2 separate regions of the Mus musculus genome follow, and region 1 is linked to region 2. Evidence: chromatin loops called from intact Hi-C (ENCODE). Cell type or tissue: left cerebral cortex. All regions are shown on one strand. Each heading gives the region's core, and the rest is flanking DNA. Links, peaks and the distances in the headings are about the cores only.

Region 1 (12,573 bases), core at 2,432-10,431, 830 kb after region 2:
TGACTCCCACAGACTAAATCTACTGGGCATTCTCTAATGGGATTGTGCACCCCCATCCCCACCCCCTGCCTGACTCAGAGGTGGCAGCAAATTCCTGGCTGTGGATTTTGTGCCTGTGGAATCAAAGGGCCCTTTTAATCAGTCTTTTTTTTTTTCCCTCGAAGCGTCTGCCTTCATCTCTCCTCCACTCAGTACTTAGCACTTGTTTTTATGTCATTGTTTTGCTTTTGTACTTAGCAACAAGGTCACTATCACGCTAATCCTCCTGACACCCACCCCTGCCTAATGTAGTCTAGTATTTACACATATAATTTGATTTTACTCTTCTGTTTTCCATGCTCACTGTATTTTAATTTGTTTTATCCTGGCAAAATATAGTATTGAAATAGGTGTCACTTATTAAATGAGTCAGATACTATGCTACACATTTAAACTTCATTGGAATCTTGAGTAATCCTGGGCTGAACATTAGTCTTGGGGGTAGTTTTCTCATTTGATGTCTTTTATCTAAGAAATTAATACAATAAACTAGATTCGTATTTCTGCATTGGTCTTTGGCTTTATTTCCCCCCACCTCACACTGACTTTACAATTTCTTTGGGTAGCTCATGATATGTGCAAGAAACAGAGACTATGTGATACAGGTCATTTATAGCCATCTTTCCGTTCCCATTATCTGTAAGGTTTAGACTTGTTTAAAAATTAGCTAAAGGAGCATCTCTAGTCTCAACCATGGGGCCTTCCTGGTAGCTACAGGATGTGGAAGGCACTGTTTAGGCCTGTTCTCTCCCAAAGGAAACACCCAACCCAAACTTGGTAACATTTCTCAGGCACTTTCACTCAAGTGACAACATGCTTCTTTTTCTTACCAGTCCCAGTCATTCGCCATGCTTAGCAAGGTAATGAACAAGGCTTTGAAATGAAGACAAAAGAGTTAAAAAGGTCTTACAGACCTGTCATTCTATTGTACTGCACTTAGTGGGTGAAGTTAATAGGCTCAAGTTTCAAAGTTTCAACCCGAAATAGGTCAGTGAAGTCAATGTCCCCATTTTATATCACAGATTTTGCCAAGAAGTTCAAACACTTGCCACCTCAGTAGCAAATTGACATAGGTGAGAAATGGCTGCCATAGAACTTTTTAGCAAGGTTGAATTATGTTTTCTTTTTTTAAAGTTAGAACTTGACATAAAAGCTTTGGTAAGAAGCACTGGTCTTAAATGCAACCACGGTTTTGTCATTGTCAGAGTAAACTGTACTTCACAGTATCCTTAACATCCCCTAGAAAGCAACCAAAACACCCTTTGGAGTCTGCCAAACACAGAGCTACAAGGCCTCTCTGCATTAGAAGCCCTCCCAACTCTTAACAAAGAGCAAATAGCACCATACAAAAGGGGCATGTTTTCCTCATTTAGCAGCATCAACTGTTTTATCCTCGCATGACTAACTCAGTACAACCAAGGAAGACCAGTTGCTTCCAGGAAGACAACTTTTATTTTTCTTCTTTACATACTTATTTTGAAATGATTACCTAGATTAAAAGGAAACAAGATTTTAAAAGCAAAGTATCCCTTTTATTATAATTTTTTTCTTTTACATAACTTTTAAACCTAGATCAAGTAACCAGCTATCTCTCATCACAGGAAAAGGGTCCTGCACATTTCAACAGGCAAAAAGTCTCAGGAGATATAACTGCCCCATTACAATTTCCCGATTTTCTTGAGTATACTGGAAAATTGATAGAAAGAAAGGCAGGAAACTAGCCCTGCAGCAAGGCTGTAAGACCTCACTTAGGTTGTTGGTATATAGTTAGTTGATTTTCTTCCTCTGAACAGGTACAAGGGAGGTCCAAGTGCTCTATGCTGATGTTTTCTCTGCTCATTCCCAGGACTCCCAGCCAGTGTCTGACTAAACCCTGTAAAATGTGTTAGGGTCTAATTATGCAAAATACGCTAGCAATGCAAGCAAGGAGGGTACACAACTCCCAGAAATACCAAGTAATTATCATAACTATATACCTAAGAATTTAGAATTGCCAATTGAAGATGGAGGTATGACTTAAAAGATAACAAACCATCAGTATGAATTAACTATTTTCAAAACTAAAAGGACTCCTTCGAAGGACAATTAAATGACTGGCATGGGAAAAAAGAAAAGGGTAGGGGCTTAGTTTGCTCATACACTTTTATTATACTAGCACTAGCTCTCAAAAGGAATAGGAAGTTCATGAAAAATTTATTGCAAACTGCTAAAAAAACTTATTGCCAACAGAGAGCAGCTAAGATGACCGAGCCCCCTTTCAGCCCCACCCCAACCCCATGAGAGGACAGGAAGTTTCTAAGTTTTAGAACTAGTTGCTTTTATGGGGAGGAGAGCGAAGTACAGAAAAGAACATATTTTTCCCCATCCCAGAAAAGTGAGATGTTTTCAATGCAGTTTGTTTTTCTGTGGGTGGCTCTATCTAATTTATTGGAGACATTCTAAATGTGAAAAACAAAGGGTAAGTGTAGGACACAGATACTAGATAAACAGCGTCAAGAGGAGCAAAGTTTGCTGCAGATCCATTTTTAATTCCTCTTAAAGTGTTTTCAAATCTATGCAATGTACCAAGGTCAACTGCAACTCTGCAGGGCAGAAAAGCCTGTCTTCATGCCTTTTCTCCCCTCACATGGAGGGGTGGCTAAGTCTGCAACACTCTAGAGGAAACAATAATGTGTTTAAGATTGTTCCTGTAGGTGTCTTCCTCCCTCTCCCTGGCATCCCAACCACCGACATAGGTGGGTGTATAGTAAGCGTCTTTCAGAGATGACATTTTGCTATTCTCCTTTTGGGGGGAAAAAAAAATCAAGCAGAGAAAATTTGATAAACTCCACAGTTTTAGTGTTTGTGAAAAACAAGCTGTTCCTTATTTTGTTCTCAAACTCTTATTTTTCCCAATAGTCATCATGTGTTGCTGACAACAACTGGCCCAGTCTTCAATGGCTGATTCTGAAGTACACAGGGAAGAACTGCACTCCTAATTTTCAAAAAATGAGCTGAATTAGGGTTTTAGTCTTTTGAGAGGTAGAAGCATGTAAAAATATGATCCGTGTCTCCCAGTGACAGTAATTTTAATGCCACAGGGCATTAAAATCTCTACTCAGAGGAAAACAGATAATTCTGGGGAAAGCCAAAAAACATTATCGTATAGATTTTTACTTTTGTTTTTGTCTATTGAAGCTTTGTCTCTTCTAAAGAGGAGATAAGACAGAAGAGTTTACTCTTAACCAAATCTCTAGAACTTTTAGATTGTGTTCCTTCATGAATGACAGGGTCCGGTCTTCCACTGAGAGCTGGAATGACCAATAACAAAATCAAAACAAGGGGCCAGCAGGGATATATATGCAAAGAAGATAAATTCACAGAAGAAAATTTTTTATGTGTGATTTAGACCTTGACCAACATTCCTCATCCCCTCAAAATTCTTGTATCTCAAATGCTCTTAAAAATCTCAAAGAGCACACTAGTTACCACAAACCTATCAAACTTCCCTAAGGCTTCCAAAAAAGCACTAGGCTATTGTAGTGATTCTGTTAGTGCTGGGGACCAGCTTACTTTAAAGGCCACTGGAGAACTATGATTTTAGAGGCTGGCTGTGCTTCTTCAACTCTAAGCCTTGCCTTCAAAGTACCTCTTGTAGGAAGGATCCCATGTCAGAATAATCTACTCTCCCAGCCCCACAAAACATAGCAACAAAGACCCTCCCCCCCAAAAAATCAGACTTTCCATTAATAAATAAGGAATCTCAGGTTCCACAACACAAAACACACATGTTCAAAGTGCAAATTTCTGCCATTAGCCTGGGACTTTTCTCACTGACACAGAGCCCTATCTTTCAGCCAGAAACAGAGGTCAGTCCCCTCTCTTGGGAGCCTGCTTCCAAGCAAGTGAGCACCATTAAGAGCATTATGGAGGTTCAGGAGTGGGGGGAACTGAGGTGCTGGGATCCATTGAAAGGGAGGGAGGTGGTCCCCATGTATCCTTCCTTCCCCAAACCCAGTGAGTAATGGAAGAGGGGTGAGAGATGTGTGCTGTTTTAACAGCATCCTGCCAAGGAGCCCTAAAGTGCCAAGTCAAGCTGCCAGCCTCCGGAAAATAGAATTATATAATATTTGAGGGTAAGTGTTGGTTGTTGCAGTGGGAAGAAGCCAGAGCCATAGGGCAGTAGTAGAGGAGAAAAGATTTAGATGATAGTAATATACTATTATGAGTTCAAAGCTGATCCAGAGCACATCAGAGTTATAGGCTGAGAAAAAGGAGATTTGCCAATGAGCAGGAAGTCTGCTGCTGGCTGGAACCTAGCATGTTGCTGCTTTTTCATCAACCTTTCTGGTAAAGGCTACATCAATATTTTAAGGATGAGGAAGGGGAGTTCAGGGAATGGGGATGGTGTGTGTGTGTGTTGTGATCCACAATGCAAAGAGCAGGCCCTTCAGTTATTTTACTAGATTTTTAAATGCTTTAAATTTTTTTTGTCCTTTTTATCTTTTAAATACAAAGTCTGCACTGTCCCAGTGCCCAAAGTCTTCCTTTGCACTAGGGTCCAGTAGAGTCTGTATCTTCAATCAGAACCTCTGTGGTAGCACCGAGTATATCCGAGTTCATGACCAGCCCTTCAGTGCCCCCACTGCTGCCACTTCCCACAAAGATCTTCCCGTCAGCCATAAGGCTCACCCGTTCTGTCCCACTGCAGTATGACTTTGACATCCCTTCAGCTTCTAGCAGTAGGCACTCTCCAGCTGTTGAGTTTCCCAAGGGCTCAGGAAGAAGAGGAAGCCCCTGACCATCTGCAGGCTGTGTCAGGGGCTCTGGGTTAGTGCCCAAGATATCTGTGCTGGTGATGAGGGCGCCCGCATTGGCTGCCAGAGCTTCTGCAATCAGCACCTCAGGGTGGCTTTTTGCTTTGTGTGCCACTACACTGTCCTTCTTCTCAAATTTTTTGCCACAGATATTGCAAGAAAACTGGTAGAAGGAGTCTGCATCATGTTTCTTCATGTGCCAATTAAGAGATGCTTTTTGTCGACAAGTAAATCCACAGATCTCACATCTAAAGGAAATCCAAAAGTAAATCATCAATCAGAGGATCTTAAGGGCCAGGTGAGAACTGAAAAACTTACATATCCATACAATACTTAGGAAGGATTAGGAAATCTAACTAAAAAAATTAATTTTTTTTTTTATGTTTAAGAAACAACAAAACAAGCACACTTCACTTTATACTCAAGCACATAGGCAGCATAAATTGCATTCATGGGTTATTTACATAAGGGGGCTGGGTTTGGTGGTAAGTGGTTAAGGAAGAATTTTCAAGCTACTAAAAATATATTTAAAAAGAACAGTAAAGCAAAGAAAAAGGCAGCAAGTAATTCCCCAATAAATATTCAGTCTTTAATTTAGTAAAAGTAAATAGCAGTATCAACTGAAATGTTTTTAAGGGATAAATCTCCATGTGAAATAAATGCACTTCTACCCAGATGTTCACTACTAAGTAAACACTCACTGTAATGGCTTCTCGCCCGTATGAATCATCCGGTGTACTGCCAGATTGTGGGAACTCTTGAAGGCCCGAGCACAATATTCACAGATATAATCCCTCTGGTCTAAGAAGAAAAGCAAAGTGGTTAACGCTCCAGCAAGGCACCTGCTAAGTACTTTCTCAAGTGTGAAGATGATCAAGTCTGCTGGCAGTCACTCTACAGCACACAACACACTCTTTACAGTGAGAAAGTATTTTGAGGAAGCTAAATTTAACACCAAACATTAGGCAGGTTGAGAATCACTGTATTAAAAAAAATCTTAAAATCACTAAGTATCACAAAAAGATATTAAGAGGGAGAGGGCCAAGAAGACATCTATTGTGAAATAGTCAATTTAAACAAAACAAAACAAAACAAAACACCAGAGGACACCAGGGGAGGGTGGATCTGGCAGGAGTCCAACTGAGAAGTAATGCATCAAGATACGTTGTTATGACATCCTCTAAGAATTAAAAAAAAAAAATTTTTTTTAGAGGTACTAGTTAAGGGTAAACATTTCACAGATTTAAGTTGCATCATTTCTTGTTGTGACCAAGTAACAGACAAGTAACTGAAGAAAGGTTTATTTCATCTACAGATGAACTACTGCAATTCATTGGAGGGAAAGCTTCGTCCATGGTGAATATCCAGAAACAGGAGGGGAATGCAATTCCTCAGTTCATTTCAAACTTCCTTAATCTAGCTGGCAGTATAGTGCTGATGCCCATATTCAAGGCATCACTAAACGTTTCCAGGAACCCTGGATAAACACACCTAGAACTATGTGTGATAAGTGAATCTAAATTTCTCTACCAAAATAAATAAATCAACAAATCAATCAATCAATCAATCAATCAATCAATCAATCAATCAATCAATGTCAGGACAAGATAGGGATATCCACTATCCCAACTCCTTTTCAACACTGCTGAAGCAACAGGATAAGAGAAGGAAATTAAAAGTATGCAAAAGTAGTAGAAAGGTCAAATATGCCCCATTTGCACATGATACACTATGCATAACAAAGATCCCAAAAATTTCACCATAAACCTTCTAGAAACAATCAACAATTTCTGTAAAGTTGTAGGACTTAAAAAAAATCAATTATAGCTGGCTTTCTATGCAACACAGAACAACATAATGGGTCCATTCACATTAGCCTTAAAGAAACTAAAATATCTAGCAATAAAATGTGGAGGTAAAAGATTTTGATGATGGAAACTAAATATCTGAATAAAGACACCGAGAAATACACTACAAAACAGAAGGCTCTCCCATGAAGATGGATTAGAATATTGTGAAAATGACTGTTTTATCTAGAGACATTTATAGATGTAACACAAACCAAATGAAAATGCTTGCAATGGTCTGTTATTTAAATAACCCTAAAAGATCCTCAATAGCCAAAGTAATCCTGAGCAAAAAATAACAATACTTGAAGAATTACCATTCTATATTTCAAAATATATTTCAGGACTACAATAAAAAACAGCGTGGTAGCAGCATTAAAATAGATGTGTAGATCAATGGAATAAAAGACACAACCTAAACACATGTACACATAACTGTAGTCACCTGATATTTGAAGATGTTCTGTTGTCTAGTATTATGTATAAAGCTTAATATAAGCTCTACTTTGAAAGAGAAACCTCAACTGAGAAAATGCCCCCAGTAGACTGGCTTGTGGGTAAGCCTGTGGTACACTTTCTTAATTAATGATTGATATTGCATGCGCTCACTCAGTTCACTGCTAGCCTTGGGGTTAGAAAGCATGCTGAGCAGGCCAATAAACAATGTCTACTATGGCATCTTCTTTAGTTCCTAACTTCCTTTGATGCACTATAATGTGGATATGTAAGCAATATAAGCCCTTTCCTCCCCAATCTGTTTTGGGGCATGGTGTTTATTATAGCAGTAATACATTTTAATTACAAAATTATTAAAATAAATTTACTTGATTATAAAATTTAATAATAAAGAGATGCCAACACAAACAATGGAGACAAGACAGCATCTTCAAATGCTGCTGGAAAAATTAGATGTCTACTGAAATTAGATCTGTATGCATTACCTTCTATAAAAATTAAATACAAATGTATCAAAGACTTCAACGTGAATCATAAAACACTAAAACTGCTAGAAGAAAATACAAGATAAAGGTGTAGGAAAGGACTTTCTGAATATGATTCCATCTGCCCAGGAATCAACACCAACAACTGACAAGTAACAAGCCTCATAAAAAAATCAGAAAGCTTTTGCACAGCTAAGACAACAACTGAGTGAAGAGGAATCTCAGAGACCTGACAAGCACCTATGCTGCGAATGCATCTGACAGGGTATGTACATCATTATCAGCTAGGGGAGGGACATATTTTTTCAAAGGGAGTTTTAAGTCTTATTGTCCAAGATTGAGGTGAGAACACATGTAATAAGACATATCCAATTAGTATTATATACCAATTGAGTATATATATTGGAATAGGTGACTCAATTTATGCTTCAAATAGAATTTCATCAAGATTGTTTGTGGCTAGAAATGAATAGAATTTGAGTTTATTCCATAACACCCAGCTTCTGTGTCTAAGTTATTTCTATAGAAATTTACAAACAAGTTCAGTAACTAGACTTTAAGATCTCTATATATAATCACCTCAAAGTATTTAACTGTTAAACAGAAATGAAAACAAACCTCTCTTATTGTTTAGGCTTTCTCATTAATATTCACTCTACTTTATTCCTGAGCAGCTATGATCAAGTTTCCATCTTTACTGTCAAGTATTTACCTGCAGCAGAATTGAAAAGTCCTGGTTCTGTTAGTTTAACTAAATGACCATTAACAAAAACTGCTTAACTGCTAAACTTCTGAGATTTTTTTAGGTGAAAAAAACACCATTCAGTGTTATTCAGTAGACAGATTAGCATGGCTATGTATAAGTTTACAACTGACATAGAATATATGCTAAGTAAAAGATCAATATTCCCATTACAAAAAAAAAATTCAGAAGTCGAGAATAAATAAATGTTCTAAAACTCTAGATGACCATGCCCTGTAATATTCATGTTTGTTGGTTTAAAATATTTATTTTTGCATGTGTATGGTACATAAAAAGGACTAAAGCTGAAGTCAGGTGTCTTTTGGGATCGCCTTCCATCTCCTTCTTTGAGTCAGGACTGCTTGTGAAACCCAGAGAGCACTGATTTCCAGCTGCCAGTAAGATTGCCCTAGAAACACTGTTTCCCAAGCACGAGGATTACAGCCAGCCAGCATGCTCGCCTGGCTCCTACATGGGTTCTAGGGTATCTGATCTCTCTGGTCCCCTGCTTCCAGGGCAAGTGTTTTATCTCAAGAAGGCTATTTAAGACTAGAAAATCAGTGAGTGTCAATTATAATACTTGGGAGACTATATCAGGACTGTTTGTTGGGAGCCTGAGGCCAGCCTGGTCTACACAGTGAGTTCCAAGCCAGCCAGGAGGTCTTAATGAGACCCTACATCTTTTCTATCACCACCATTTAAAACAGGTCCTATCTATATAGTCCAGTCTGGCTGGGAACTCAAACTCCTGTTTCAGTTTTACTGGTGTTGAGATTATAAATGTGTGACCCAGCCCAATTCAAAAGTGTCATATTTAAATTTTGTTTATATTTTGTTAATATTTATTTTCATAACGTTCTCTCAGAGTGGCCAACTCTAGGTTCTTTTAAGAAGACTTGTACTAGAAAATCTTGCTTTATTGTCAGTCTTTATACTCAAGTGCAGTTTGCTTGGCTATTTGGTAACCCTCTTATACTTAGAAATGTACCTGTATGATGCTTTGCATGCCGCAGAAGTTGTTTCTGGAGCCTGAAGAGTCGCCCACAGGAGGGGTGGGGACATACATATTTTTTTTTCAGCAAATGCTGGTATTTAATGTGGTGCTAAAATAGCAGAAGGAAAGGAAAAGAAAAAAAAAAGTAAGTTCTCTACCTGCTTATTTTTATTTATTTATTGAGCTAAATAAAGGAAAAGTAGAAGAAAAAAAATTTAACCTGCACCTGTCACTCACTAGCAATGTCATCTTGGATGTACTTACACATTTCAAAGTTCTAGTTTTCATTTGTAAAATAAAAACACATCAATGAGTATGCCAAATGGCACATCACATGCCCCAAACAAAAAACAGTAGCTACAATTACTATAATAGAATCATAATCCAAAAGTCTTATACTTGCTTGTAAAGATTAACAGGCATTTCCTAAGCAACATTTCACTATTTCACATCCCCATTTTATACCAGACTTGTACACAATCAGGAGGGGAAAAAAAAAAAATCAAAAGAAAAATAAAACCATCCATTTGGTACTATCTCTACGAAATTACTAGTTGGAATGCTATAATCATTTTATGGTAACATATATTCAAGCTAAAATCTGCTATTCTGTATCTGCGTGTATTGTTACAATAATCTGCTATTCCATTTTGGGAAATATTGTAACATTGTAAGAATCTAAAAAAATCTTGTACTTGGGTTCAAGTTTTTCAGTCCTTTATTATTACTATTATTTAATAGAATGTGCTAAGGTTTAAATGTATCCTCCAACGTTTTCAATGTAATAATGTTGAGATATATTTAAGTGTCTGTCCCCACAGACGGATTAAAGCTTTTAACAAACTGAACTCAGTTCCTTATTTTCTCCTCATGCTTCCTTCTTGTTCTCCAGTCTCGCACACTGAGAAACCCTTTTCCAGACACTGGTACCACATTCTTAAGACTTGTAAGGAACTCAGAATCAAAAGCCAATAAATTTCTCCTTTAAATTGCTAGCCTCTGGTATTCTATTAAAGCAGTACAGGTCAAATAAAGACAACTTATGTTATTTTATATTTAGGAACATTTTTCTTTTTATTTTATGTCAGTGTTTACAAATCCCACACAAAATGACATCTTAGAAGACAAGTAATGGACACTGTATAAAGACTGTCTTGTATTTTACTGACCTGCAAATAGCGAGGGTGAGCAAGAACAGTTCCACATCCTTCCATCTCACAACGGACATATTGGATTGGAGGCTTTTTTCTAATGCCAGAATGTCAGAAAAAGTTAGTAACAGAAGTGGTATTCTATATATAGTGTGATAAAAGGTAATAGGTTTCACAAAATTTGTACATAAGTAATCAAACTGCCAAATGTTTGCTGGTTTAAAAACATGAATTAGCAAGCTACTAAGAGGTAAAAAGCACTAAGGATTTCAGACAACTCAGCATCATGCAATGAAAATGAAAACACACCACCTGTGCATCATGGAACTAGGTAACCCCACATTTGTAAAATTTAAAGAAGCCACACCCCCTCTGTTTATGAAAATCAATTAAATGCCTAGCACCAGACATAAGAAGCAGAAATGCCTCACTCACCTCCTTTTGGGTAACCGCGGACTTTTGTCATCTTTTCGCCTTCTCCCTCTCCTGTAATTTAAGAAAGAATAGTTAACTATTCTAGATGAAAGCTCATAGAGATATAGATGGCTAAAGACATTATTGGTTTTTGAGAACACACACACTTGAGATAATTTTTCTGGTTTTCTCTGTATCCCTGAAGATACTATCTCTATTACTCATTTGGGTTTATATTCATCTGTCTTTTGTGTGTTTGTGTTTTTTAGAGAGGGTCTCATTATGTAGCCCTGGCTAGTCTGGAACTAACTACGTAGATTAGGTTGACTTCATGTTCATACATACAGACATCTGCTTGCAAGTGCCCCATGCCTGGGGATATGTGGATGTGTGTGCACACGCAGACCTACCTATCTACTAGTGGCTTTGAATGGTAGGTTTCCACTGTTAGTAGAAACTGCCCACTTACTTCCTGGGAGGCTCCTCATCTTCCCTAATTTCATTCTCTTCTTCTTTCACCTCTACTTCTACTTCCACTTTAATTTCTTTCTTTTCTTTCTCTTCTTTCACCTTCCCTGATTTTCTCCGTGGCTTTGGGGTTTCCCTGAAAACAGAAAAACATTTCAACACAAATATTCTAACAAAGGCTTCATTAAAGGTAGTCTATAATAGCAGGCTAAAGATTACGGTTTATCATTATCTTATTATTCTGAAGCTGTGATTCTCAACTTACAAACCATAATTTTATACCAATTGTATACCCGTCCCATAGCAAGGATGCGTGTATGCATATATATATGTATAAATGTGTGTGTGCGCGTGTACACCTCCATGGATAAGTATTGCTCTATGCTGGCTAGTTTTATGTTAACTTGATGTTATAATTATCTGAAAAGAAAGAGCCTCAGTTATGAAAACGTCTCCATAAGATTGACCTGTAGGCAAGTGAGCAGGCGATTTTTTAAAAACTATTGATTCATGGAGGAGAATCTAGTCCATTGTGGATAGGACTAAACCTAGGCTGGTAGTCCTGGGTTCTCTAAGGGGGCAGGCTGAGCAAACCAGTAACCAGTGCCCTTTCATTGCCTACACATCAACACTTGTCTTGAGGTCATAGCACCGTTAGAATTTGTGTCTTGACTTTCTTCAGTGATGGACAATAGATGTGGAAGAGAAAGCCAAATAAACCCTTTTCTCTCCAACTTGCTTGTGGTGACGATGTTTCATCATAGCAATAGTAACCCAAACTAAGATAGGCTGAAAACATAAAAACCAAGTCTTCTCTATAATTTCAAGAAAAAATAAGATAAAAAGCAAAACAATTCTAAACATTCCAGAAAATCTTATTAAAACATGCACATATCTACTAAATAGTATAGTTTAGAATATTAAGGTTTAATAGATCAAATGGAGGGCTATATAAAAAAGATGTTATAATTCCAAAACATTCATTTAAAATTATTTGTATATTTATTTAATCATGCAACAAAAACAACAGTATATTTCTATGTATTTTTCACCAGCATGTATATAGTAAAATTTCAAGCATACCTTTCAAGGTGGGGCTTGTAAGTCTCATCTCTTGGGTCATCTTTGAATGGTATTTCCTCTTCACTGATTAACATTTCTTCTTCCTCCTCCTCTTCCTC
Region 2 (12,573 bases), core at 1,970-9,969:
TCCCAAGTGTTCATTGGAGTCTTTTTTGTCCTTTCAGTGCAGTTTGAGGGCTCGTTGGGGAAGCTTACTGTCTCTAGTGTGAATAATCCTCGGAAGATGATAGATGCTGTTGTGACATCTCGAAGTGAGGATGATGTAAGTGCCAGCAAAAGAAGTGTTCATTTGTGGTAGCCATTGGAAAGTCTGTCCGCTGACTCTCCTACTTTCACACCCTCGGGGCCAGCTCACCCGCAGACAGGGCCAGGCAAGGTACTCAGACAAGGTGCAGTACCTGCTCTCCAGAGTGTTCTATTTGGTGAGGGACATGGGCAGTTTTCCCACTCTCTTGACCTCAGGGCCATCTCTACCACCTGCCATAGATGTTGAGGGACAAGGTGGGGGAAGAGAAGGGTCTCTCCCTTGTCCGTGCTACTGCCCAGCAGACAAGAGGCAGGGTCAGATCTCCCACACTCACATCCTTAGTGGCCTGCTCACCTGGCCAGCTCTACTGTGGGGTGTCCAGGTGAGGTGCAGGTCCCACTCTCTGAAGTGCCACAGCAATTGAGAGTCAGGACCAGTTCCCACAAGCCCTAGATGACAAGGCATGAGGGCATCTTTTTCTTGCCTGTGCCCCATGGCAGACAAGTTGCAGGGCCAACTCTCTCTCACATCCTCAGGGCCAGCTTGCCCATGATTGCATCACTAGGGTCAGTTCTACTCTCCTGTACCTTGCCTGCTCTCCTGAGTACTACAGTGGGTGAGGGGCAGGGCCAATTCTCCTGCTCTCATGACCCTAGAGCTAGGTCTCCCACCTGTCACAATTGGTGAAGGGTGAGGAAGGAGGAGGGTAATCTCTCCCTCCATGTGTGGTAGGGTCTGCTCTCATGCCTCCAGGGCCAGTTCTACATAGCCTTCCCAACCCATCCCTGTAGTAGCTCAAGCCAAGACCCTACCGTGGTCTCAGGTGGCAACACCGGCTACTAACCTCAGGCTGTTCCTCACTACCCTCAGGTCTCTAGTTGTGCCTGTCTTCATTGTGCCCACATCCCTCTATTTATCTTTTCTTCCATTTCTCCACCACTTACTTGCTCTTAGTGGTCTTTGAGGGTCTGGGATCATCTGAGGAGTGGTGTCAGAGTGCTGTGCCTCACTTGTGCGTTATGGTGCCTGGCAGGGGTCCTTTTGGGCATGGTCTGCACCTCCCAAGCCTGTGTAGCTCTGGACTGGTTGGTGCTCATCTCAGGTTAGCTCCCTGTCAGGGGCCCCGTGATGCCAGTCTGGTAGTTGTTTCTGGCTCACTCCTGCTTGGGGCCAGAGTCCCAGACAGGGTTCTTCAAGTTTTTGGCTTGTTCCCCATCCTGGGAGTTCATCGGGACTTGCCTGGCACCTGATTGGTAGTTGTCTCAAGCTAGCGTCTTTTCAGGCTACTAATCATTCAGATAGTCATAGGTCAAAGCACTGAGCATAGACATAGACTTTCTCCTCTCTGCGCCTACTGACACAACTGCAGGCACACAGCAGCCACATTTGTAGTGCTTCTAAGGGCAGAGTAAAATGTTCTAAAGAATTTTTACTGAATAGTCTTTTTTTTTTTTTTAAGGAAACAAAAGAAAAACAAGTTCGGGATAAGAGAAGAAAAACCCTTGTTATAATTGAGAAAGTAAGTTTTAGAATTTATTTCTATATTTAGTTTCAATTTAAAGGACTATCAAATATATGTGTACCCAAGAAGTAGAAGAATGATCAGTAAACCAGCATTTTTTATTATATTACACTTTATGTATGGGGTGGCATTGTGCATGAAGGTCAGAGGACAGCTTGTAGGGCTGGGTTCTTGCCTTCTGCCATGTGGGTTTTGGTTCTCAAACTCAAGACTGGCTTGGGTGGGTAGGTGCTTTTTGCCTGCTAAGTCATCTCACTGGTCCCTGTTCTTTTATATTATGTAAGAATTGGCTTGTGGTAAGCTCTTGTTGTTTACCAGAGTATTTAGAAGTGATTGTGCTACATACCTTGCCTATGGGATCCTAGAAAGAACACTGCACTGGGGTTTTGTTCACTGCTCTTCAACTAATTACTTTTGAGCAGGACACCTTTTGTGATATATAAGTGTGTGTGTGTGTGTGTGTAGGTGTTTACTCCAGCTTGTGTGGAAGTTAGATGATAACTTAAGGGAGGCAACATGCGGCTCCTTCCAACACAGATGAACTCAGGCTGTCAGCAAGCACCTTTACCCATTGAGCAATCTCATCAACCCAGGTCATCTTAAGCCTAATTAAAAACAGGAATAGTTGCTCATGAACTGATTTAGTTTTACATCATTTATTGGGTGAAATGAGATTATACATATAGACTGTCTATAAAGCATACACCATGTTCAAGACTGTAGAGCTGCAGACTGTCCCTTTTCGGAGTCTGTAACCTGAGACTGAGTTATTTATACTTTTATGCTGTCCTCAGTTTCTTTGTGGAGACAACTATAGTAGTTTTGTTTTGGGGTTGAGTTTGCGATGAGTTGAATACCTGTGAACTGCTTAGACTACTGGTGTCAGCCAGTAAAATTAACTTTTTACCTGGTTGGTGGTGATGCACAAAATCCCAGCATTCAGGAGGCAGAGACAGGAAGATCTCCCAGTTTAGCCTGATATACAGAACGAGTTAACAGGATAGCCAGGGCTACACAGAGTAACCCTGTCTCAAGAAACGAAACAAAAAGAAAATTTGCTTGACTAGCAAAATATTTATCAGGAATCCAGGGTGGTGGATTTTACTCCCAGGGCAGTTTCTAAATGTGAGGACTACATAGTGAATTCCAGAAGGACTACAAAGTGAGACCCTATCTAAAGATTGCCAGGGCTAGAGAAGATGGTAAAATGTTTGTTTGAAGATCAGAGTTTACATCCTGTGCATTCACATAAATGCCAGGCAGGTATGGCAAGCCAATGCTGAGGAGATAAGAGATTAGGATCCTTGGAGGAACCTGGCTAGTTAGGTAAGCCTACTTGGCTACCTCTGGGTTCAGGTGGGAGATGATGCCTCAATATAGAAAGTACTGAAAGATGGAGAAAAACGGCCAGCAATCAAGCCCTGGCATCTCCACACTCTCAAACAGCCTTCTCACTGGAAGGTGGCAGTGTTACAGTAAGTTGGGTATTTCAGCCTAACATTGCTGCTAAAAGCTGGGCAGTGGTGGCGCACACCTTTAATCCCAGCACTTGGGAGCCAGAGGCAGGCGGATTTCTGAGTTTGAGGCCAGCCTGGTCTACACAGTGAGTTCCAGGACAGCCAGAGCTACACAGAGAAACCCTGTCTCAAAAACAAACAAACAAACAAACAAACAAAACATTGCTGCTAGAAATTTTGGGAAACATAATTACTTCACTATTTTATTATTTGACTAACAGTCCAAGAGAGAGAAAGGATGATGGTTAAAGGATTATATCACCATGTTCCCCTACATTTAAAGGAGCACCTTTTTAAAAATTTCTTTTGTTTAAATTACATGCTGGCATTTATACTAGTTAGTCCTAAACTGTGAAGACATTTATCTAATACTCTGGTCCTAACCTGCCATGTTGTGGCCTATTCTGTCTCTCTCCTAGACCTATAGTTTACTCCTTGATGTGGAGGATTATGAAAGGCGCTATCTCCTAAGTCTAGAAGAAGAGCGGCCTGCCCTGATGGATGAAAGAAAGCACAAAATATGTAGCATGTATGACAACCTGAGGGGCAAATTGCCTGGACAAGAGAGGTAATTATTGTGCTTTTAGAGGAGATGGGAGATTCCCTCCATTGCCAAACAAAACTCCACATACTTGGGATTATGATATACTCTGTCCAACTATTCATAAGCTTAGCATCTATCTTGGGTTTTGTTGTTTTTGTTTTGAGAGAGTCACATTGTGTGTCCCTGCCTATCTTTAGTTTCACAGAGATCCGGTTGCCTTCCAAACGCTGGTATTAAAGGTGTAGACCTTTGGTTACTTGTTTTACAACCTCTTGGAATGTGCTCTGAGTAGGAGAAAGTCTGGTTACCATCTAAAAGCAATTAACTGGTGACACTTGGGAGATTGGCACAGAGTTCTCATTGCAGCTTTGATTATTAGAAAATGACCTAATAGCAGTCCCATTAATAAAAGAGCTTAATAATCACAGATATAATTTTAGGAATTCTTATAGGATCATCACTAAGTCTTAAGTCATCTATTTGTCTATATAACATCACTACTAGATGGTACATCTTCATGCAGAGATCTGCTCCAAAGGGGTGTGCTCCTACTTAGTGATTGTTATGTATGTTTAATAATGACAGGAAAAGCATATTAATAGCAGGAATCTTTCCTAAAATGAGTCCCTCACAGCCTTGCTTAATGACGGCTCACCTGTCGCAGATTATATAATAATCCGAGGCAGCTGCAGGATGATCACCTGCTAGTTATTAGCTCGTCCCATTATGGCTCCTGACAGAAGTGTTAACTCTTTCTGTGTCGTCTTTCTCCTGCTCATTGTCTGAAGCAAACCTAATTGTGATGTTTGATAAATCCCAGATACTAAATGTAAGAAGGCTACGTCTGCTAATGGCTCCTTTCTCTTTACTCAAGGTCTCCTGAGCCACAACTTACACAAACATAGAATAGACTTCTTTTCAACACAACCTTTGTAGTTTCGGTCTGATAAATGTGATTTATCCCTATATAGACATGTAATGTAACCATTAAATGCATTTAGTTGAAGAATATTGACATGGAAAAGTATTGAAGAGGTTGAAGTGCTCACAATAGAATACTTGTCTAGCATACAGGAGGCTCTGGACTCAATTCCCATTCTGTGGGGGCAAAAAGTAAATTACAAAGCTATGTAAATTCTATGTGCCCTAATAACACTTACAGGTTAACCCTGAAAAATATTTAATTTTTACTTAAATCAAATTTGATCACACTTTTATATATAATATGGGCAATGATTTCCCATATTTGTAAAACTTTCTACTTTTTATTGTAAAAAGTAAAAATTGGTTGGAATTAGAAAGTCATCTTCCACTTTGGTAGTACAAAATGATCATAAAGATGAGTGTTGCATAATTTTTAAAAATGTGGGTTTTCTGTATTGCCTTTATTGACACTAGATGGCATTCTTTTTGCAGGCCAAGTGATGACCACTTTGTACAGATCATGTGTATCCGAAAAGGGAAGAGAATGGTTGCCCGCATTCTCCCTTTCCTCTCCACAGAGCAAGCAGCTGACATTCTCATGGCAACTGCCAGGAACCTCCCTTTCCTTATCAAGAAGGATGCCCAAGATGAGGTACCCACCATGTAGGGCAATTTCCTTATAGTTCTCAAGTTGGAAAACTTTGGCTCTTGGTTATACTTTTGTGGATGTCAAATATGTCAAATATCCCTCTTTGCTCTGTTGTCAGTAACTTCACATTAGCCTGGAGGTTTAGTTGAATGGTGTCCCACAGGGTAAATCTTTTTTTTGGGGGGGGGGGTGGCAGGGGGAGGGTTTCGAGACAGGGTCTCTCTGTGTAGCCCTAGCGGTCCTGGAACTCACTCTGTTGACCAGGCTGGCCTCGAACTCAAAAATTCCCCTGCCTCTGCCTCCCAAGTGCCAAGATTAAAGGCATGTGCCACCAGTGACCAGCTGATAATTCTTGATTAAAAGATCTCTGTTTATCCTTGTAACAGCTCTTGGAAGATTAGCTAAATTTCTTGTACTTTTTCAAGTTCAAGACAAGAAACTGGTAAAAGAATAATTAGTGGACTGGTGAGATGGCTCAGCTGGTAAGAGCACTGACTGCTCTTCCAAAGGTCCTGAGTTCAATTCCCAGCAACCACATGGTGGCTCAAAACCATCCGTAAAGAGATCTGACGCCCTCTTCTGGAGTGTCTGAAGACAGCTACAGTGTACTTACATATAATAAATAAATAAATCTTTTTTTTTTAAAAAAAAGAATAATTAGTATTAGTACATATAGGATTCAGAATGAGTTATCTGTGAGGAAATTAATTGTAGTTGATTAAAAATTTAGAAATAATCACCTGAGTACATGCCTATGTACTTCAAAACATGAAAGAGGTAGACATTACTACTGTAGCCTTTGAGATTTTAGTATTTACAGAAAGGAATGAAAGGTTTAAATCTCATCAGAAGAATGCAACATACACACTTTTTAAAATATATTAGTTTTTTTAGTTTTACTTATGAGTAGTTTGCTTCCCTGTGTGTATGTGCACTGTGTGCACGGTTAGTGTCCATGGAGGTCAGAACAGGGCATTAGATCCCTACAATTGGAGTTAAGGCTTGTGAACCTCCATGTGGGTGCTGGGAATTGGATTTGGGGTCCTCTGTAAAAGCAACAAGCACTCTAAATAGTTGAACCATCTCTCCAGCCTTCAAACTAGTACATTTTTAAGAGACTCCAAGAATGAAAAATGGAGTGTAGGAAAAATTTAAAGATTTGAGATTTGGGGGCTGGTGAGATGGCTCAGTGGGTAAGAGCACCCGACTGCTCTTCCGAAGGTCAGGAGTTCAAATCCCAGCAACCACATGGTGGCTCACAACCATCCGTAACAAGATCTGACTCCCTCTTCTGGAGTGTCTGAAGACAGCTACAGTGTACTTACATATAATCAATAAATAAATCTTTAAAAAAAAAAAAAAAAAAAAAAAAGATTTGAGATTTATCCTAAAGAATAAAAGACCAGAATAAAAAGGTACACCTATTTTAGAGCATAAATGCCAAAGGAAGTCAGTGGCGCAGTGGGCACTTTGTCAGTTATGATCTCATGGGAACCCAGTAATGGAAGCAAGTGTGGGAGAACCTCAGTCATTTGGTGGATACTCACTGAATACTACAATCCAGGCACCATTTTACATCATAGAACTAAAGCTAGGAGTACAAAAAGATCTTCATGGGGCTAACTTGCTAGTGAAGACGCTTAGTTAACTCTGTAGAAAAGTTGTGTGGTAACTCATGCCTGATTTCCCCGCACTATGGGGACTAAGACAGGAAGATTGCTGTAAGTTTGATACCAGTCTAAAAATATGTTTGTAGTTCATTCTCTTCCTCCCTCTCCTGTGTGTGTATAAATATTTATGTGTACATGCATGTGCTGAGTTTTTAACTTATGTGAATTAAAAAGTAATAAACGATGTTTCTAGAATCCATTTTCTTTAAGTAATAGCTGGTTCCAGGCTTTCTCATGGGAGTACAGATAATCCTGGTCTTACAACAGAGGCAAGAGAACTACTAGGTTACTAGGGATGTACAAACCAATTTGAGGGGACTCCTATTTGCCAGAAGTTACACATTTAACATCAGAAAGAAAAATGACAGCAGTAGGCTGAGTTAGATTTTATTTAATGAGTTCATACTGATAACAAAAACATCAATCATGTGCAGTGAGTGCTAGGTCAGTAACTCATCCCAAAACTGAACCAGAAAGAATCAAATATTTATCCTTCTTTTCCATGACAACCAAACGTCCTTGCACACAGCGATAGACTGATTTTGTATATGGCAAGCAGCCTGCTGGCCACACCCACTGGTGGGAGGTGAGTGAGGAATGGTTTGCAGGGTGTAACGCTCTTGTTTCTGTTTTGTAGGTGCTGCCATGCTTACTGAGTCCCTTCTCTCTCCTCCTCTATCATCTTCCTTCAGTGACTGTCACCAGCCTTCTGCAACAGCTAATGAACCTACCTCAGAGTGCAAGTGCACCAGCGCCCTCCAACTCTCACCTCACTGCTGTGCTCCAGAACAAGGTGCGCCTGTCAGTCTCTGTCCTTGGAAACTTACCACTACTGTAGCTTTCTTCCGTTCAAGAACTTCATATCCATCACTCTAGCAAAGGCTAGAACACAAACAGTGGTTTGGAAAAATTAGTTTCTGGTGAAATTTGTAGCGTCGAGTATTAAGTCTTCTACAGTTATTCCTGTCATATTTAGCAGTAGATTCCCGTTCTCAGAAGATTCTTGCTTCAAAACTGTTGTGAAAGTTAAAACTGGCTTGGCGTGAGGAACATAGCTGGGTGTGGATGATTAAGGTGTAGATTAGGTGTCTATCCTGTTTTATTAGGACATTTCCCAGAAATTCTAACAAGCTTCTCCTGAGTAGCAGTGGCCAGGACATGGCATGCCTGACATGCACCTTTCAGCTAATGTCATGTTAAAGATGTAAAGACTAAGACAAAACTTGGTGCACTTGTATTTAATCTCAGCACTCAGGAGGAAGGCTGGCATATAAATCTCTGTAAGTTTAAGGCCAGCCTAGTGTACATACCCAGATTCAGTACAAAACAAAACAAACAAAAACCTCTTAGAGGAAACCTAGTAAGAGGATCATGGTTTCTAAACAGGCAAGTTTCAGTCCTAGCGTGCCCTATTACAGCCTGATGATAGGATGCTCAGCTGGTTTTCTTTCTATTTTACTTTTAATAATTTATTTTGTTTGCATTGGTGTTTTGTCTGTATGCATGTCTGTGTGAGGGTGTCATATTTTGGAGGTATAGACAGTTGTGAGCCGCCATGTGGGTGCTGGCAATTGAACTCGGGTCCTCTGGAAGACTAGTCAGTGCTCTAAACCACTGAGCCATCTCTCTCTCCAGCCTCTCAGCTGGTTTTCTGATCTGTGTTGTGCAAGTAGTGATGAAGACTTTGCATAGTTGTCATAGTATTTAGATGGTGCCTGCTATGTAGTAGGTACTTGTTTAGAGCCATGGTATACAATGGGGGTCAAGTCTCAGCACCCCTTTCTCCTTTGACCTACCAACAATAACAAAGTATCTGAGGCAGTAGAGGATACCAGTATCCCTCAGGACATACAGTGACCAGTTGTGCTCTTCCTGTTATTTAATCTCTGTTTTAATTTTGATAAGAGCAGTAGAAAACCAAGAAGTCATACAATATCCTGACTCTGGTGAAAATTTGCTTACATATATAATGCAGGGAAATTTTGTGGAAAAGAAAGATTATCCTTTGTAATACAAACACAGCAAAGTAGAATGAAATTCCAGAGAGAGTACTGCCAGCATCACATTTAACCTAGTGCTGTGGCATTTTCATTCCATGCCCTTTCAGAGTTCATGTTGCTGATTTTTAGGCTTCTATTAATAGCCTTTGTAAGTTTGTAGATTTCAGATAAGAAAATACTCTGTGCATACATGCACACTTTGGAATGATGTGCACATAGAGGCTATATAGTCAGAGGGTGGCATCAGGGCTCTTTCCTTGATTATTCCCCATCTTTGCTTTTTGAGATAAGTTCTCTGACTAAACTTGAAGCTCACTGTTGTGGCTAGACAGGCTGCCATGTGCGTTAGTGATTTGACAGGCTCCAGTTCCCAGAGGCCGAATCACAGGCACACACTACCATCCTCAGCTTTCTGTGATTTCTTGGGATTGAAGCTCAGGTCCTCACTCTTGCATGCAGGTACTTTACCAGCAGAGCTATTTTCCTAGCCTCCGGAGTATAATTTTTTTTTTAATTTCCTTTCAGCTTTGATTTTTTCCCCTTTGTATATTTCTCTATATTTTTGTTGATTTGTTTTGTTTTGCTTTTGAGCCATTGTTGTGTATTCCAGGCTGGCCCCTAACCTCCTGTGTAGTGTAGCCAAGGGTGACATTGAACTTTTAATTCTCCTGAATGCTGGGATTATAGGTTTATATGGTGCTGGGAATCAAACCTTGTGCATGCTAGAAAAGAATGCCACCAACTGAGCTATATCTCCAGGGTCCCATGTAGCTCTTAATGCCTTTTCTTATTTATAAAATAACTTTACTTAATTTTCTTTCTTCTAATTTTCCATGAACTTTGACTTTTCTTCTTAATCTCTTTTGATTCTTTTAAAAAAGAGAAAGACAAAATCATTAGATTATCAGTGACTGGTATGGAAAATATTTTCACAACAGGATAGGGTATACAGAAGTGGCTTTCTATGCTTGTCATTTGCTATGTGAGAAACTAAAATTTAGAGGAAAGACAACTTTAATTCCAGGCTTGCCTGACCTCTCCGCCTGGCTACACAAAGACTTTGGTATAGAGGCCGTCCCATTCAGTGCCATGGTCCTATCAGCTGATGTGGAAGAGGCTTAGGTGCACTGTATTTTGAGTTTTGCTGTTGTTGCTTTTAGATTTGTTTTATGTGTATGAGTGGATCTGTTTGTTTGCTGCGTGTGCATCCTGTGAATGCCAGCAGCTGGTTGTGAACTATTATGTGGCTTCTGGGAACTGAACTTTGATCCTCTTCAAGAACATGTGCTCTTAATTCCTGATCCATTTCTCCAGCCTTTTAGATATATTGTTAAGTTTTTTTTTTGTTTTTTTTTTTGTTTTTTTTTTTTTAAAGATTTATTTATTACATGTAAGTACACTGTAGCTGTCTTCAGACACTCCAGAAGAGGGAGTCAGATCTTGTTGCAGATGGTTGTGAGCCACCATGTGGTTGCTGGGATTTGAACTCTGGACCTTTGGAAGAGCAGTCGGGTGCTCTTACCCACTGAGCCATCTCACCAGCCCTATTGTTAAGTTTAATTCCATCTGATTTCTGTTATAGTTTGGCTTGTCACTGCTCCTAATCCTACTAAGCCGTGGAGAAGACCTACAGAGTTCAGATCCTGCTATAGAATCAACGCAAAATAACCAGTGGTCAGTATTGATAGCTTATCTCCTATTTTAAATATTTAAAATTATCTTTGCTCTCCTTCTCTTTCCCTTCTACTTCTCATACTGTTTTGGGTTTTCTCTCATAGGACAGAGGTGATGTTCATGGCAACCCGAGAACTTCTACGGATCCCCCAAGCTGCCCTGGCCAAACCAATCTCTATCCCTACAAATCTAGTGTCCCTTTTTTCTCGCTATGTTGACCGGCAGAAACTGAACTTGCTGGAAACAAAACTGCAGTAAGTTGTGAACACATTTCACTACCTTGGTATCTCAGACATCACACCATGGGGAGGATGAAGTGGAATGAGAGTAAGAGATTGAGACATCCATAGAGTGTGTGTGTGTGTGTGTGTGTGTGTGTGTGTGTGTGTGTGTGTGTGTGTGTGTGTGTATGTGTGGCGCGCGTGTGCGCACGCGCTAAAACAGATCACTGTATTGTGTGTGACAATACCTCAGAAAACAACACAAGCTGAGAGGCATCTAAGGTCTTGTATTATGAGAATTCTTGTAAAGACCATAACTTGAATGCAAAAGATTGATCCTGTTTTAACTTACTCATACAAACAAGTCGTCTTTCTCTTCATATCCTTAGGCTGGTTCAGGGGATACGGTAAAAGATCTCCAGAGTATCCTGTACCTCCTGTTGGCTGCCACCTGCACTGCTGCCATCACCAATGGAGTGTTTTTAATGAGGGAGGGGAGGTAGCTTATGACCCAAAGCAAAGTCTTGTGGGATCCATTCCTGTTTTCAGAAGTTAGCTCTGAATGCCAGGTATTCCCGCTGCTCTGATACTTCTGCTGGGTGGTACTTCTGCTGGTTTCTTTTACCTTCTGCGTTACACTTTTGCATGTCCTACTTTTACTCAATTCTTCTCAATTTTGCATTTTCTTTGCCCTAGAGACACAACAAACGTCCCTTTATCCCATCACCACTATTACAATTCAAAGTAGGTTGTAGTATACCAAAGGACTCCTTCCCGCTTTGAAGTCTTTTTTTCATCTCCCCTTATTAATATGATTATAGGAGAGTCAAAATTAAGTAGAAGTCAAGATATAGGTAAATATATAAACACCCTACACAAACATTCGTATGATCTCCAGAGGGTCCTTAAAGAATAAGTTTGTTTGAAAAATATTTAGTTAACATATACCTCTAAAAATAAACCAGCCGATATATTTTTAATCTGTTTCTGTTCCATCTTGTCATTTGGTGGATTCTACTTTTTTAATATATAAATACAGGGTATACAGCATATTACATTAAATCAAACTTGTTAGTTGGCTGATGCCCAGTTCTAGGCTGAGAGGACTTTTCTTTCTCCTAACCTGTATTTCCTTTGTTTCTGACAACCATAATAGAAACAGCACACACACGGTTAAGCCTTTTCCTGTGATGACTACAGCGTGCTTGAGAGTCTGTCCCTCAAGTGCATTCAAGAGTACCCAAGATGAGCCTCACGTAGAGCCTGCTTCTGCAGTGTAGCTTTTGTGCGCCTGCACTGTCTTCCTGACGTGACTTCTGTAAGCCATGCTTCTGCTCCTCTTCCCCATTTTCATTTAGTGTCTTGGGTAGAAACCTCCAAATGTAGCCGTGGCTGCTCAGCTTGGGCTCTGCTCTTCAGTGTCCTCTACCCTGCAGCAGAACTGCTGTCCTGGCTGCTGAGTCTCACCTGAGCCCCATCCACTGCAGCCAGCAGGGCCTGGGTGTGAATCTTAGGGACACTTCCCTTCCACTCACTTTTCTTCCCTTCAGCAGTCAGCCAGGATAAGGGACTCGGCTCCCTAGTGGTTACAGTTCTGAAAAAAATAAATTGAATTTATTTTATATTCCCTTCCTGATCCTACTTTCTGCTGTTCTCACCTTTTTGAATGTAGTCGGGGGACAGGCTATGATATTTAAAGAGAATAAACGTTTTGCACATACATGTATTGTAT

Evidence for each region. Peaks named below come from ENCODE experiments on the same cell type or tissue, not always from the same donor. Only the 100,000 strongest peaks of a DNase experiment are listed, where the experiment ranks them.
Region 1: a loop joins it to region 2, with 5 times the contacts of the local background. A loop is called at or near these places in 3 of 42 quality-filtered maps.

What each region holds. Positions count from the first base shown.
Region 1 is chr19:12,765,467-12,778,039 of GRCm38, forward strand. Zfp91 (zinc finger protein 91) reads right to left here. Exons shown (of 11, transcript NM_053009.3): 5 at 12,476-12,573; 6 at 11,394-11,528; 7 at 10,946-10,996; 8 at 10,529-10,607; 9 at 9,354-9,468; 10 at 5,537-5,636; 11 at 1,473-5,083. The coding sequence ends at 4,573. It overlaps Gm44505 (predicted readthrough transcript (NMD candidate), 44505), which reads right to left. Exons shown (of 13, transcript NR_024093.1): 5 at 12,476-12,573; 6 at 11,394-11,528; 7 at 10,946-10,996; 8 at 10,529-10,607; 9 at 9,354-9,468; 10 at 5,537-5,636; 11 at 4,711-5,083. Cntf (ciliary neurotrophic factor) reads right to left here and starts at 166. Exons shown (of 2, transcript NM_170786.2): 1 at 1-166. In left cerebral cortex, for the core only: no CTCF peak of the experiment used is centred there; DNase peaks (open chromatin) are centred at 2,730, 5,601 and 8,804.
Region 2 is chr19:11,932,101-11,944,673 of GRCm38, forward strand. Patl1 (protein associated with topoisomerase II homolog 1 (yeast)) reads left to right here. Exons shown (of 19, transcript NM_172635.3): 12 at 38-135; 13 at 1,580-1,639; 14 at 3,579-3,727; 15 at 5,120-5,279; 16 at 7,584-7,739; 17 at 10,529-10,620; 18 at 10,725-10,874; 19 at 11,231-12,573. The coding sequence ends at 11,252. It overlaps Gm22272 (a small nucleolar RNA gene), which reads right to left and starts at 1,528; the gene lies at 1,395-1,528. In left cerebral cortex, for the core only: CTCF peaks have their summits at 5,092 (motif pointing right) and 5,830 (motif pointing left); a DNase peak (open chromatin) is centred at 7,562.